Linked DNA regions of Homo sapiens: region 1 is linked to region 2. Evidence: chromatin loops called from intact Hi-C (ENCODE). Cell type or tissue: dorsolateral prefrontal cortex. All regions are shown on one strand. Links, peaks and the distances in the headings refer to the core of each region. The heading gives the core; the rest is flanking DNA. Region 1 has its middle 18 kb from the start of GTF2F2. Region 2 overlaps GTF2F2 (general transcription factor IIF subunit 2).

Region 1 (8,339 bases), core at 57-8,056, 92 kb before region 2:
AACATCATTAGTCATTAGGAAAATGCAAATTAAAACCACAATGAAATAGAATTAAACACCCACTAGAATAATTTGCAGGAAACAGACTGATTATAACAAGTGTTGCAAGGCTATAGAGCAATTAAAACTCTTTTACTATGTTGGTAGGAATGTAAAATGAAACGACCACTTTGGAAAACAGCTTGACAGTTTCTTAAAAGTTATACATATACATAACCTATGACACAGCCATTCCAATCCTAAAGTATTTATTCAATAGAAATGAATGCATATGTTCACCAAGACTTGTACATAAATGTTATTAGCACTTTATATCTAATATCCCAAGTGTCCATCAATTGGTGAATGGTGAAACAAATTGTGGTATATCCATATAATGGAACACTACCCAGCAATAGAAAAGAATGGGCCGACTGCGGCAGCTCATATCTGTAATCCCAGGCTTTGGGAGGGCAAGGCAGGCAGACGGCTTGAGCCCAGGAATTCCAGCCCAGGAGTTCCAGACCATGGGCAACATGACAAAACCCATTTCTACAAAAAAGAAAAAAACAATTAGTTACTTGGGAGGCTGAGGAGGAAGGAGGATCACCTGAGCCCGGGGAGGTCAAGGCTGCAGTGAGCCGTGATTACACCACTGCACTCCAGCCTTGGCAACAGAGGGAGATCCTGACTCAAAAAAAAAAAAAAAAAAAAGAATGAATTGTTGTATATGCAACAACATGGATGAATCTCAAAATAATTATAGTAGTTAAAAGAAGCAAGACAAAAAGAGTACATACTGTGTGATTCCGTTCATGTAAAATTCTAGAAAATACAATTAACGTGTAGGGACAGAAGCAGGCCAATTTTGTCTGGGCCGTGGGGTGGGGTGTTAAGGAGGAAGTATTGGATCACAAAGGAGCAAGGGGAATCATTTGAGCCTAAGCCAAAATGTTCATTATCTTGATAGTTGGTTTTACAAGTATTTAAATATGCAAAAACTAATTAAGTTATACAATTTAAATGTGTGCAACTTATTGTTCATTACTTATACCTCAGTAAAGCTGTAAAAAAAAAAAAAAAAGTTGATTGAGGCCAGGCACGGTGGCTCATGCCTGTAATCCTAGCACTTTGGGAGGCTGAGGTGGGCAGATCACCTGAGGCCAGGAGTTCGAGACCAGCCTGGCCAATATAGTGAGACCCCGTCTCTACTAAAAATGCAAAAATTAGCCAGGCGCAGGGGCATGCACCTGTAGTCCTAGCTACTCGGGAGGTTGAGGCAGGAGAATCACTTGAACCTGGTAGGTGGAGGTTGCAGTGGGCTGAAATTGTGCCACTGCACTCCAGCCTGGGTGACATAGCAAGATTCCGTTTCAAAAAAAAAATTGTTGATTGGTTACTCTGTGTGTACAAGTTTATTCAAAGCTTCATTTTGTTGGACTGTCTGGGGATCTTCTTCTTAGAAAGGAATATTCACTGCTACTTATACTTTGTCTAATCCTGAATTTATTAATATGTAAACAATTGGTGTTCCTTTATTTACAAACGACACTAATTAATCAAAGTCATAATTTTACAAATGAGTTGTCTCCAAGCATACATTAATTGCAAATGGTCAATTAAATTTTTTTGCAAGTCTAATATCTTAGATTTCTTTAAATGTTCTTTAAATGTAGTAATTACTTTGAAAGTAAGCAAAATATTTATATATTTCAATGATTATAAAACTGATCAGAGGCCAGGCATGGTGACTCATGCCTGTAATCCCAGAACTCTGGGAGGCCAAGGCGGATGGATCACCTGAGGTCAGGAGTTTGAGACCAGCCTGGCCAACATGGTGAAACCCCGTCTATACCAAAAATACAAAACTAACCAGGCATGATGGCAGGCGCCTGTAATCCTAGCTAGTTGGGAGGCTGAGGCAGGAGAATCGCTTGAAACCAGGAGGCAGAGGTTGTAATGAGCCAAGATTGCTCTGTTGCCCAGGCTGGAGTACAGTGGCACCATCTCAGCTCACTGTAACCTCCACCTCCCAGGTTCAAGCAATTCTCCTGTCTCAGCCTCCCGAGTAGCTGGGATTACAGGTGCACACCACCACACCCAGCTAATTTTTGTATTTTTAGTAGAGACAGGGTTTCACCATATTGGTCAGGCTGGTCTCGAACTCCTGACCTCAGGTGATCCACCCCCCCTTGGCCTCCCAAAGTGCTGGGATTACAGGGGTGAGACACTATGCACAGCCTGATTTAATTATTTTTAAAATTATATCTATGTTTATTTATCTATGTTTTTATTTTATTTAATTATTTTATTTTTGTCACCTCGGCTGGAGTGCAATGGCTTGATCACAGCTCACTGCAGCCTCAACTTCCCAGGCTCAGGTGATTCTCCCATCTCAGCCTCCAGAGTAGCTGGACTACAGGCTCGTGCCACCATGCCCAGCTAATTTTCTATATTTTTTGTAGAGATGGGGTTTTTCCATGTTGCCTAGGCTGGTCTTGAATGCCTGGGCTCAAGTGATCTGCCCACCTTGGCCTCCCAAAGTGCTGGGATTACAGGTGTGAGCCACTGTGCCTGGCCTTCATCTACATTTATTTATCCTTCTCCATATCTACAGTGTAATTTTAGTTTTTATTTCTTCCTAAGGATACAGTTTTAATTATTTAACCCAGAGAAGGAGTGTTTATTATTAGACAGGCCAAGGTTGTGGATTCAGGTTGACCATTGACATCTCAGGACTGAGGACAGAGTGCCTGAGGGGCCCTTGCAGGGTGATTCTCTAATCTATCACCCAATCAGTTAGGTCCCTTATTATAGGCTGTTACATCAGGAAATTTACAATGATTGGCCCAGACCAAACAGAAAGGGTGTAATTTCTTCAACTCTAGTCTTTTTTCTTCAGAGTATTTGTCCTGAACGCCTTCTCTTCAGCATATCCTAAACAGCCTATTTTGCAACTGGGGCCTGATTTGGTTTGCTAAAATCTTAGTCAAGTTGTTTCACTAAAATGACAACTTTTCTTTTTCATCAACTCTTAAGACTTATAAAAATGACAGTGATAACCAGTATTAGGAAGTCTGTTCCCTGGGGATGTCCCCTTTTTTCGGGAAGGGGACCTTGGGGCTCCTGCCTGGATGTTATACGTGGCTGCTGGCATGCGAGGAGCTGGGCAATCTCTCTAGCGTGCCACTGCTCCACATGCAGACTCCTCCCTTTCAGTCTGGATCTTTACTCCTGCCCTCTGAAGAGCCCTGTAGCCTCTGATTCAGAGCCTCTCCCCTTTTGATTTTTCTGGAAAATAGTTTCTACCTCCATAAAGCAAGGGAAGAGACAAAGTTAAGCTGGCAGGGCAGGTGTTGGAGATAATCTGCACAGGTGTGCACTGGCTTGGCAACAGGTTTTTAACAAATTGCAAGTCCAAGATTAGGGTGCCAGGATGGTTGGGGTCCTGGTGAAGGCTCTCTTCCTGGTGTGCGGACAGCTGCCTCCTCACTGTGACTTCACATGGTGGAGACAGAGCGCTCTCGTCTCTTGCTCTTCTATAAGGACACTAATCCCATCATGGAGGTTCCACCGTCACGACCTCATCTAAAGCTAATTACCTCCCAAAGACCCCATCTTCAAATACCATTACACTGGGGATTAGGGCTTCAACATACGAATGGGGGTAGGGTTGCAGGGAGAAAAAAAGGTTTGTTCTATTCAAGACAATCCTGAAGGGCCATTCTAACATCAGAGCTCACCAGTAGGGCTAGCTGAGTCTGTTGTTGGGCCTGCATTTATTCACCTTTCGATTTCTCCCTCTACTTATCCTGCTTCCTTCTTTTTCCTTCCAGGATCACTGATCCTAGGACTCCTTAATATACATGTTGGAGGGTAACTTCCTGAAAGTCTGTGCCCTAGGGGAACCACACTTAGGACAGTAACTGACAGCTGTTTGTAATTTATGAGTAGCTTTTGACATGTTCTCACTATCATCTTTAATCCTCACAAACAACACTGTCAGGCATTAACTATTTTTCTGCTTTTAGGATAAGAAAACTGAGTGTCAAGAGGATATTTGCCCAGGGCCATATAGCTTATTAGAAAAAAAGCTGGGGCCCTGTGCGGTGGCTCGCGCCTGTAATCTCAGCTCTTTGGTAGGCTGAGGTGGGTGGATCACTTGAGGCCAGGAGTTCAAGACCAGTCCAGCCAACATGGTGAAATCCCATCTCTACCAAAAATACAAAAATCAGCTGCGTGTGGTGGTGCATGCCTATAATCCCAGCTACTCAGGAGGCTGAGGCAAGAGAATTGCTTGAACCCAGGAGGCGGAGGTTGCGGTGAGCTGAGAATGCCCCACTGCATTCCAGCCTGGGCAACAGAGTGAGACTCTGTCTCAAAAAAAAAAAAGAAAGAAAAGAAAAGAAAAACAAAAAAAAGCTGGGATTTAATCCTGATCTCCTGACTCTGACAAAAGAAAACAAAGAAACAAATACAGGCCTGTGCCACGAGCTGGGTCACAGAATTTGATACCCAGACGCTGACTACTTACGCCTCTTTTCTATAACAAAGCTGCATTGTCATTTCTGAAAGCATACGCATTTAGATGCCAACATGTTCACCAGTTACACTCCAAAGCCAGAAACACTCAAAACATTAAAAAGACCAGCAAAATCTTAAAGTGTTCACTGTCTTAATGAGTTTTCAGATTTTCTCTCTGGGTAAATAACAGGCAAAATCTGCTGTAATTCTCTCCAAGCAATGGGGCACCTAGGACACAGAGATACCAATAGTCTCCTTAGCAACCATCCAAAATCAAGTTGCCTGAAGATGAAATCCTGATCTATTCATGCAACAGATCACATGGGGTCAGGTACTGTTTATCTCTCTAGCAGAAACCACCAGTCACTGGGATTTTAATTGTATCCTTATGATTTCTTTAAAAAAAAAAAGAAGAAGAAGAAGTAAACACAGCAGAAATGAGACCAGTTACTAATGAGCATGCAGTGAACATAAAACCTTCAGCTGGCTTCTTTAAAGCACATACTTTTGTAAAGTGTGCTTCAGAAGCCATTGCTTACATACACACACACACACACACACACACACACACACACACACGCTTTTTAGGGCTTCAGACGCTGCCTGTTATTCATTATAATTCAAAACTCACAAACCGAGCTCATTAGGTGAATGTTTGGTTCAGGAGGATTTTGCAGTCACATAGCCATTTGACTGTGATGTGTTTGCCTCACCCTGCATTGCTTTTTAATGAGCTTGCCTCCTGAAAAACCATAATACTGAGCAGTCCTGGGGTCAAACTGGAACTAAAGGATATAAATCAATGGCTTTTCTTTTTTTCTTTTTCATTAAAACAGGCTTGCTGAAGAAGCAGGTGGTAGGTGGTGACCGGTCATATAACTAACTGCTGAGTCCTTGACAGTTGCGGGTCTAAATTATATTTTCTGTCGCCTTTCAGAACACTATTTTATTTATTAATTTAACAAATATTTATTGATATGTTTTTGATATTAATATGTGTTGGGCACTCATTAAGACTTAAAAGTACAGATAAACAGTGGTATAATTAATTAACAAAATTTCTTTACCAACAAATAATCTGAACCATGTTGTTTCAACCCGTTTCTGCAAATATAGAAGACTAGAGATGCTACTGGCAGAATAGCGCCCTGTTTCTCCTATGCATAAAGAAGAGTCACACTATTTTCAAGGGCCAGTAAAGGAGCAATTTTGTAAAATCTAGTGTCTTGTCTTACAAATCAATTTTTCCTTAAGCTTTTGAAAAGAGTCACTTTGAAAATCTAACCTCTGAAGGGAAAAGAGTGCCATTTTAAAATGACAGCTGTGGCTTTTCCTTTACAGCTCTAAATGAGCTGTAAAGAGCTGTTGCTGCTAAATGAAGGCACTAGACCAAAGGCCCAAGGTACCTGGTGCCACTGAATAGTAATGGAGTTTAGTCCTGATGGTATTGCAGTTCTTTCTTTTTGCTTTCCTTTTTTTTTTTTTTTTTTTTTGAGACGGAGTCTAGCTCTGTCACTCAGGCTGGAGTGCAGTGGTGCAATCTCAGCTCCCTGCAACCTCTGCCTCCTGGATTCATGTGATTCTTCTGCCTCAGCCTCCTGAGTAGCTGGGACTACAGGCGTGCGCCACCACACCCAGCTAATTTTTGTATTTTTAGTAGAGACGGGGTTTCACCATGTTGGCCAGGATGGCCATTTTCTTTTTATTCTCCTCCCCATTTTGTTTTGTTCTGCCTAATAGCCTATTAATGGAATTTAAAAAGGTTTCAAGCCCCTTGGCTGGTGGCAAATATCAGCAAGTTTGGGCTTTATAATTACAGCTGAACCTCCTCTGCCACTTTTTCTAGCATGCCCTATGGGTTTGTTTTTAGAGATACTAGAAAGACACAACAGTAGATGCCTGACATGCTGTCAGAATCATGCTGTTTGTAAAATACTGTGAAATCTCCCATGATTTGTGGAGCAATTTTGAAAGTCAAGTCAGGGAATCTTAGACTCCTTATGGAGGGAATTTGTAGCAAGCTGGCAGCAGCAGTGGGCGTTTAATGTATGTGTTCATTCTCTTACTCCAATTTTAAGTGGGTTTCCCATCTTGAGGGAGTTGTTTTCTCCCATTTTCTCTGGCACCTGTCTTCTTATGCAAAATTGCGTGATGCTGTAAGTACTCTCATGAGATCGGGAGGTGGGGCAGGGAGTGAAAGCCTAGGGAAAAATAATTATATCAAGGAATCAGATTAAAGAGCTGTGAAACTTTAGAGCTAGAAGAGGACTGAAAAACTATTTGTCTTGTTCGCTGTTCTATCCCCAGAGCAATGAATATTCAATCAGTAATTATCGAATGTGTACATGAGTGAAGCATCACTCTTTCCCATTTTACAGATGGGAAATCTGCAGTCACAACGATGAATGATGCACCTATAGTTTCACAGGAAATTGGGGGAGCCAGAATTCTAAACTAGGCTTCTCAGACTTTCACATGCACAGCAATCACCTGGGGATATTTTTAAAATGCAGATTCTGGCCGGGCGCAGCGGCTCACGCCTGTAATCCCAGCACTTTGGGAGGCCACGGCGGGTGGATCACGAGGTCAGGAGATCAAAACCATCCTGGCTAACACAGTGAAACCCCGTCTCTACTAAAAATACAAAAAATTAGCCAGGTGTGGTGGCGGGCACCTGTAGTCCCAGCTACTCGGGAGGCTGAGCCAGGAGAATGGCGTGAACCTGGGAGGCGGAGCTTGCGGTGAGCCGAGATTGTGCCACCGCACTCCAGCCTGGGCTACAGATCGAGACTCCATCTCAAAAAAAAAAAAAAAAAATGCAGCTTCTGCTTCAGTAGGTCAGAGATGGGCCTCTAAATTCTACATTTCTAATAAAGCGCTGAGATAACTTAATATTGTTAGTCCTGGGACTACACTTTTTGGTTTTTTTTTGTTTTGAGACAGGGTCTTGCTCTATTGTCCAGGCTGGGGTGCAGTGGTGCCTTCATGGCTCACTACAGCCTTGACTTCCTGGGCTCAAGGATCCTCCCACCTCAGCTGCTCAAGAAGCTGGGACCACAGGCATGTGCTACTATGCCCGGCTAATTTTTTATTTTTTTGTAGAGACAGGCTCTAGCCATGTTGCCAAGGCTAGTGTTGAACCCCTGGCCTCAAGTGATCCTCCCACATCAGCCTCCCAAAGTTCTCAGATTACAGATGTGAGCCACCATGCTCGGCCACAGGCACCACACTTTGAATAGCAAGGTTCTAATCACACATTTCAAACTTCTTCTTCTTATTATTATTATTATTTTTTTGAGATGGAGTCTCACTTTGTCGCTCAGGCTGGAGTGCAGTGGCGCTATCTCAGCTCACTGCAACCTCCATCTCCCAGGTTCAAGTGATTCTTCTGCCTCAGCCTCCCAAGCAGCTGGGACTACAGACATGTGCCACCATGCCCAGCTAACTTTTATATTTTATGAAATATAAAAATATAGAGATGGAGTTTCACCACACTGGCCATGCTAGTCTTGAACTCCTGACCTCAAATGATCCACCTACCTCGGCCTCCCAAAGCGCTGGAATTACAGGCATGAGCCACCACCCCTAGCTCAAACTTCTCATAAGTATTCCTATGTTTAAAAAAAATATACAACTGGCTTTACCAGTTGTGCATTTTGTTTTACTCATTAAACTTGAGATTTTAAAACTGGGTTATGTTACAATCAGCCCTTATTGCATCACAAATGAGTATGTGGAGATTGTAAACTAAGTGAACTGACTTATCCAGTTGCCAAGGTGATGCAGGATTTTTCTCAACCCCTTTGTCAGACTTGTGACGGGGGTACCCCATTTAC
Region 2 (8,339 bases), core at 232-8,231:
TATGAACAGACACTTCTCAAAAGAAGACATTTATGCAGCCAACAGACATGTGATTCACCTGTTTTTTAAATGACATGACATTAAAAATATTACTTTTCTAAAATTCAGTTTTTCACTCAATGTTTTAGGAATACTTGCATTATAAGGTTGTATCAAGTGAGGCAAACCTATATTTTGGTATTCTGTATTCAACACCTACCTTGTGAATGCCTGTTTTCTGCCACGTTCTAGGTGTTAGGGATATAAGTGGCTTGCAAAATCAGACGTGGTTTCTGTTGGCTCTGGTACAGGTATACCTGGGCTTCAAATCCTGGTTCCACCTCTTTATAACTATGTAATCTTGGGCAGGTTACTTAACCCCCTAAGTCTCTGTTTCTTCATCAGTAAAAAGGAAAGAATAATTAATACCTTTCTTAGAATTGTTTGAGGTTTAATTGAGAGAATGTATGTTCCTAGCATGGTATCCGGCATATAGTAAAATGCTTAATAAATGTTAGCTTTTTTTATCACCCTAAAAGTAAGTAACATTTGAAGTATAAGTTTTGTGGGGGTTTTTTTGTTTTTGTTTTTGTTTTTTTTGAGACAGAATCTCGCTCTGTCACCTAGGCTGGAGTGCAGTGGTGCGATCTCGGCTCACCACAACTTCCACCTCTCAGTTAAAGCGATCCTCTCGCCTCAGCCTCCCAAGTAGCTGGGATTACAAGTGTATGCCACCACGTGTGGCAAATTGAAATACAAGTAATTTTCTTTAAAAAAAAAAAAAAAACTGAATAAGCTGATTCAGTAACATCATCTTCAGTCTGGCATGGTAGTCATCTTCCTTGAATTATTTGAAAAGTCTCGTGTTTCATTTGTTCTGTATACCACCATATATACATTTTAAAAATATAGTAAAAGCCGGCCGGGCGCAGTGGCTCACGCCTGTAATCATAGCACTTTGGGAGGCCGAGGTGGGTGGATCACGAGGTCAGGATATCGAGACCATCCTGGCTAACATGATGAAACCCCGTCTCTACTAAAAATACAAAAAAAAAATATATATATATATATATATATATATATATAGCCATAATCTCACATTTTAAGGATGGTGCTAGAGTCACTGCATGGGGTAATTCCAAATATAAGAGAATATATGTTTGGCTCATGGCAACTATAGTAACCTACTTTTTTATTACCTTTCTTTTGAGAAAGATAGTCACTTTGTGATTTGTTTTTTGGAACAGTATTTACTTATGAGAAAAAATTTGAGAAATAAATTTTTCAGTAACTGGGAACAGAAATACTCTGAAAGCTTCACTCTGACTTATAAGTGACATTTTGTGTGATTTCTTGAGTTTCTTGAATGGAAAGTATTTCTGAATATATTTAGAAAATACTAACATTAAAATATAGATATTTTCTGTATACTTAGAGCACAATATTTAGGCATTTGAATATATAAATCCAAGTACAAGTAATTTGGAATTTAAAAAGGTACATTTATAAAAAGTTACAAGGGTGGTCAGTCTAGTCAGATTTCCTTCTAGATTACTAAATTGTTTTAGAACATTGTGATTTATTAGAAGTGTGAGGAGGAATTAAATGTGTCCAGATACAAGTTCTAAAAGATGCTACATAAAAATGAATCTGATATTTTTAATGGTTTCTATCAATAATAACTTTGTTAAGATAGTTAAATTCTCCTCTTTGGATTTGATAAAAAACCTTACTTGTAATGCTTCTAAGGAGATCTGTTCAGCTATATCTCCTGTAAAAAGATATGTCAGGGTTATTTTTATTATCCGTAATGAAATCTTGTAAGAGAAAATCTTGCTCTGACAGTAAATCACTACCTTTTTTTCATTACCAAAGTCCAAATGCCAAGGAAAAGTCAACTCCTAAGTTGGAGAGGCATATAAACAGTTCAATTATAGTGGCTATTCAAATAAATTTTACAATTCTTTTCCTGTTTTTATAGTTTTGTTCAGTCTTGATTAAGCTGTTTTAAAGTATGTAAAAGATAATGTTTTAGTAGAAATCTGTTTTTCTTAGTATATATAAAAATATTATGTAGCTAATGTGGAATTTGGTTTTTAAATGTGATTTTTGAAGGAATTTTTTTGTAGAACAGATTTTAAAAGGTTTCTTTTAGCATATACAGCCAACTTTTACATTACATTAGATGTTATAACTAGAAGTCAGTTATAGTTCTGGAAATGAACATTAGCTTTACTTATTCTAAGTTTTTATGAGTCATCAAACTTTTGGCATATATGCTAATTTATGTAACCTCAGTCAAGATTTTCAGACATCTTCTTGAGATTATTAAAATTAAGATTTAGTTACCAGATTTAATCGTTTAATTTTAAAAGAGCAAATTTAAATATATTTTGTTCTTAGAAGTTAAAGAACAAGTGAAATGATTTAGCTGTCCTTTGCAGGGGGAAAATACACTCATTTAAAGTTAAGTTTGTAGACTACTTCATTGAAACGGCCATACATAAAACGTAATTTTTAAAAATAATTTTTTGTTTGGCATGAAGTAATGTTAACTCACTGAGTCTGAGATTTAGCATCCAAAAAGGTATTGAAAACAATCAAAGTTCTTTCATAAGAATAATGTTTAGTGATGTTCATTTAATATTTTTGAGCTTGAAAAATGAACAGATACTTAGGATGATTCTGAAAATGAACTCCTTTATTATTCTAATAACAGATACTCTATTGAGACTAAGTTACCCATGCTTTGTGGGAACTCAGCCTGCAAAGAATTGAATTTGCTGGTTTTTGTCACTTCCAGGACCAGCCAGGGTTCCTGTAGCCTGCCGGTTGACATCAATGCATAATTTTATGCAAAATCATCAAGTGGTACTGTTTGCTTTTAAAGTGACCTGTAACTTTTTATTATAATCATTAATACAATCAAAGAAGGTAGCAGTGCTTTTATTTACTTTTTATTGTCATCAAGCAGTTTTCTAGGAATTTTCAGCAAAATACCAATTCAGCTATAAGTCTAATATGAAACACAGGAACTGTGAATATAAGCTTTTGGTGCTTGCTATGGAAAAATCAAATCAATAGCTTTAATGTCTTCTTACAATCTCATTTTGTTTCACTATAGCTCTGTTTTAGTTAGATCTGCACATCTGTTTTGCTCCAGGTAGTTAATTTTGCCAGTTCAGTTTCTCTGTAGATTTTTGCCATAGTAGAAAAGGATTTTAAATATTAATAGCCCCTTAAAATATTTTATTACCATTTACTTAAATGAACGATAGATAATGTACATGCTTTCTTTTTTGTGCAAATACCCAAGACAATCTGAATTGAAAGACAGCTTAAGGACAAATAAATAGCAAAAGCTTTCAGTCTTTATTTACAGTATATAGAAGGTTACTGTTTTCATTTTAGGTGGAAGAGTCTGATCAGTAGGAACACCCCAGAGGAAGGACATCTTTAGCGATAGAATTTACATACCGTTAGCTCACAGTAATTGATTAGTAGCAGGGCTCTGTAGTACAGAGCTAGCTGGGCATGTTATTTGGGATGTCTTTGATGCTGTGGTTTTCCGAAGCTTGCTGGCTGCATGCTTGTTGCCTTTGTTCGTGACACAGGTAATTACTTGATAAAATGAAGTGCATCGCTGTGAACAATTGACCCTTTGGAACAATCCAGGCTGGTCAGCAGTCTAAAGCCACACTTTAAAGCCATCATGATAGCCTCAAACTTAAGAGTTTCCAAGGTACAGACAAAGGTGTTGTCTTCCTTTAGTACAAGTCGAGTGCCATTTTCAGACTTTATGAAGTATTTAAATTGGATGATATTTGACGATATTGAAAACTCCTCTGGAAATCCATCCAGCCTGCTTTTGGACACCAGAACAATGCGAGACTTTATTTTTGATATGAAATCAGGAGCATTACAGAAGATTCTTAATCCTTGTGAACGATCGTGGTTATCTGTTATTTCCAAGAAAGTAGTCTCTCTGGGTGTTAGCTGTTCTTTCTCCCACCTGGATTTCACTTCCTCTGCCAGTCCCTTGAGCTGAAAGAATTCTGCTTCTTGTGCAAGAAGTTGATTTTCTCGAAACCCTTCGGGCAATAGAAGTTCTCCATTTCGTAGGAAGTTTAGGACATGCCTGAAGAGGAGACCATCCCTGTCTATGAAATAATGACCATCAGCATCAAACGGGCAGAGGATTTTTCCATTTACTATACCTTCAAGGAAAGTGTCTGGGTACTTGGTCAGTGTTTGTTTTTGAGTAATGTATAAATATCCACCAACGTTGAGGGTCATCAGTGTGGATTTGCAGTTCTTTCCTTGATCAGTATCTTCCAGGCTGTTGTGTTTCCCTTCATACTCCTTTTCTTTTTCTCTTCTGTTTATTTTACGCTCCATTTTTTGAAGATGCTATTTCAGCTTGTTCTTCTTGGCTTTGAGATTTTTTAAAAAGAGACACTACCACACAAGCACGCCTTTATTCAGCCCCAGCCTGGTGATGGAATGGAAACGCTGGCAGCATCGCCTGCGCTGTCAGCTCGGTTTTGCAGTAGGTGGCGTATCAGCCTATGTATGCAGGAGCTTTCTGGAGTAAGACGGAAAAGAGAATTTGCATTTAACTGTATCAGGGAAGGGATTTGTTGTGAAAGGATTTTCATGTCTATCCTTTGAAGTAATAAGAGTTACTCAGAATAAATTGAATTTCCTCTTGTCAGTTAAGCAGATCCAAATGTTTAATTCTTCATCCAAATGTGAATGTTTAACTATTTCTAAATGCCTAAGTTATTTTTTAATCAGGCAGGCTTAATGTTGAATAATATTGTCATCTTTTGGAAAATAATGTATATTGATTTAGTGTCATCTTTTTAAAGTAAATTTAAGTAGGAAACATAAGGTGAAAATTCTAGGTGTATACAATTTTCTTTCCCGGAAAAAGTCACACATTTCAAAGTATTGTAGTCATTTTTGAGACACAAATAAGAATACTTAACCTGCTACTTGTGACACTGCACTTGAATTTAATTGGATTTGCATATGATTCTGATTTGGAGATCTATGTTAAAGGATGTTAAGAATTTTTTTTATTTTTTATTTTTTATTATTTTATTTACCCTAAAAGTAAAAAAAAAATCAAATAGGCTTTACAGTAATCACTTAATTTTTTTGCTTAAGATTTTCTGTGGAAAATTCATGAACTTGTTTCACTCGGAGCCTGCTTCTGTGCTGAACAAAGACTTGGACAATTATAGAAAATACTGTGACTGTGTATGTGCATGCATGTATATACCGTAGGAAGATAGGAGAAAGATCTAGATTCAGAATACCTACTACAAAATAGTGTCATGGGTAAGTTAGTTTCTTGTTTGTTTGTTTGTTTGTTTCACAGTGGGCAAAATAAATCACCAAAGCCTAACCTTGTTTTTCAACTTGGGAGCTGGAACAGTGTGAATGATGTCACCCTCCACTTCTCACATCTTTTTCCTCTTTCCCCTATAACTTCCCTTCCAAAGCAATTTAGGGTTCTGAGGTTTCACTTCTAGCATTTAAAGGCTCAGTGGTAAGAAATGTAAACATTGTCCCCAGTACACTATTATTTGGCCTATCTGCTAAATTATTCTGGGAAACTACATTGTTTTTTGTTGTAGTTTTAGTTTTTAATTTATTTTTGTAGAGACAAGTTTTTGCCATGTTGCCCAGACGGGTCTCAAACTCCTGGATTCAGGTGATCTGCCCACCTCAGCCTCCCAGAGTGCTGGGATTACAGGCATGAGCTACTGCGCTGGGCCACACTGTTAAAAGTTAGACTTTAGTTTATATTTCTCTTGCATTAAAAGTATTTTAAAATTATTTAACTGTATGTTGACATAGGAATATTGGAAGAGATTCTTCTAAAATGCATACTTCTTATTTTCTTTAAACAATATTAGATTTTCAGGTATAAAAAATTATATTCTTATAGTGATCTTGAAGTTAACATTTATGTATTATTGAGATCAAAAGTTCGTTGAAATCGAACTAGAAAACTAAGGCATAATGTTTTTAGAGCTGTGTTTTTGCTTAGAGACTGTGAAATTCAACTTCCTCATTTCACCAAAGATAACATTGCATTCCAGAGAATTTTTAGTATTTTATCTAGGACTTCACAGCAAAGCCAACATTTTGACTAAAACGTCCTTTACTCCTGCAGCACTTAATAAGACTTACTCTTATATTCTGACAATCTCATGTTTGTCTTGATTTTGCTTTTTTAGATTAAGTCTTTTCTGTCAATACAACTTTTTAAGAAATACTGAATAGATTTTGAGGGAGAAGGGATACAACTCTGGAAGTACATTCATGGAATTCTTGTGTTACCATTACAAATAGTCACTGCACATGAGTAGCATCATATAATAGCAAAATCAAAAAGGCATAACAATTTCATTTATAGGTATAGTCCTCTTTTTTTGAACTTTATAGGATACCAGAATTAGTACAACATAACTGTAGTATAGTGATGGAGACTGTGCTAGCATGTTCTTGTTTAAATAAAGTGATGTGGATAGATACTATGTACTCTGGGTCTGCTTCCTTACACCCTGTTTGGCCTGTCTATAGATGTCTTCATGGGAAGCCCCAATGCTGTTGCTGTTGGAGGATAGGCTTCCATGAGGTGATGAGAAGGCAGGAGTGAGTCAGGACAGCTGGAAGTGGGACTGCTGACCTTCAGTCATCACCCCAGGGCCACCTTACACTTCCTAGCTCACTCACTTTTGGTTTCTCCTGCCAGGTTTTCAAAACCACTGATGAGTGCTCGTTTCTGCAGGCTTGCCTGAACAGACTCTGAACCATTCCATCTTGTGCCTCTTCTCCTTGATTGTTTTTTCTCACTCTAGACTTCACTCTGGTGTTCTTCTGCAAAGTTGACATGTGTGATTTCTTTGCCACCCATGGCCTGGCAACAGTAGTATAACTGAAGCTTTGTCTTAGTGCCTGGCTTATACAAATCCATAGGACTTTTGTGTCCTCTTTGGCCCAACTTGCAGACTTAAAGAAGAAAAATGTAGGCCGGGCATGTTGGCTTATGCCTGTAATCCCAGCACTTTGGGAGGCTGAGGCGGGCAGGTCACTTGAGGCCAGGAGTTTGAGACCAGCCTGGCCAGTATAGGGAAATCCTTTGTCTACCAAAAATTAAAAAAAAAAAAAAAAATTAGCTGGGGTGTGTTGGTGTATGTCTGTAGTCCCAGTTACTTGGGAGGCTGAGGCAGGAGAATCGCCTGAGCCCGGGAGGTGGAGGTTGCAGTGAGTGGAGATAGCGCCACTGCACTCCAGTCTGGGCAACACAGTAAGACCCTGTCTCCAAAAAAAAAAAAAAAAAGGCACCCAGTAGGCCCCGCTGTATGCCTAATACTCCATATTACCTCCAGCAAAGCAAGATGACTGTAGTTCATGGAAATTATAGGAGTTCATTGATCATTGCTGCCTGTGGTGGTACACATGCCCCTTAGGAGAAAGCCAGATTATCTCGTTTTAGTCTATTCTAAATTTATATTTACTTGCTAGGGGGTGGCGAGTGGGTGTTGCTTGTCCAAGGTAATATCTGTAAGGTCTCCACAGCCCTAAAACTATAAAAATGGTGCTTCAGTACCTATACCAAGGGAGACATCCCTGGATCATGGGACTATGTTTCTCTGCCTTGCAGATACAAACCGGAACTGCTCAATTTAATGGTTTCAGCAGAAGGGTTTAAACCACACATGTCAAAGATTAGCTTACCTGGATCCACTTGGCCACTAGATTTGAAGATTTTATCTGCCTTTGCAGGCAAAAACATATAAAAATTTGAAAGATTGGGGTCCTGTTTCCTACTCAGTACCTTAACTCTTTATTAGAGTTAGATCACCTCTGTCTTAGACAGCTTTAATCATATATAACCAACTTTGAGAATTTAAACTGGTCCTTAGTATGAGTATATCCTATAGTTAATTGGGTCCAATGCCTAACTAAACTCTGGCAGAACCTTCCACTATGAGGTAATACTAATGTCCTACCATCTGCATAAGGCAGAACTCATTCCAGCAGGAATTCCCATCTTTTTACCAACTCCTTATGGGAAATGAGGTCTTTGTCATCCCGTGATTGATGCAGGACATCATTGTAATATATACACTTGCTCCATTTATATGCCAGAGATACTCCCATGCCATGGAAGGAAGTGAAACCTTACCAGGAGGTTATCCCTCCCGACTGGAAGATACAAAAAGTATGATAATTCTCCTAGACTTAACAGATCATTCCTCTATAAAATTCAGACACTCTTCAAGGAAAAGGAATGGTTTTAGAAGCTGCGTTTGATAAGAACAGGGAGCTTCTGTCTCCAC

What was found. Hi-C counts contacts between places; a loop is a spot of excess contacts. Peaks named below come from ENCODE experiments on the same cell type or tissue, not always from the same donor. Only the 100,000 strongest peaks of a DNase experiment are listed, where the experiment ranks them.
Region 1: a loop joins it to region 2, with 5 times the contacts of the local background. A loop is called at or near these places in 5 of 110 quality-filtered maps.

Annotation. Positions count from the first base shown.
Region 1 is chr13:45,097,892-45,106,230 of GRCh38, forward strand. No RefSeq gene overlaps it. Among named protein-coding and RNA genes, the nearest start is that of GTF2F2, 18 kb to the right of the region's middle. In dorsolateral prefrontal cortex, for the core only: no CTCF peak of the experiment used is centred there; a DNase peak (open chromatin) is centred at 4,463; H3K4me3 peaks cover 912 bases; H3K27ac peaks cover 3,776 bases.
Region 2 is chr13:45,190,191-45,198,529 of GRCh38, forward strand. All of the region lies in intron 4 of GTF2F2 (general transcription factor IIF subunit 2), which reads left to right. It overlaps KCTD4 (potassium channel tetramerization domain containing 4), which reads right to left. Exons shown (of 2, transcript NM_198404.3): 2 at 2,663-4,564. The coding sequence starts at 4,377. The coding sequence ends at 3,598. Among named protein-coding and RNA genes, the nearest start is that of KCTD4, 6.7 kb to the right of the region's middle. In dorsolateral prefrontal cortex, for the core only: CTCF peaks have their summits at 2,860, 3,206, 3,441 and 4,532; a DNase peak (open chromatin) is centred at 4,501; H3K4me3 peaks cover 3,571 bases; H3K27ac peaks cover 3,695 bases.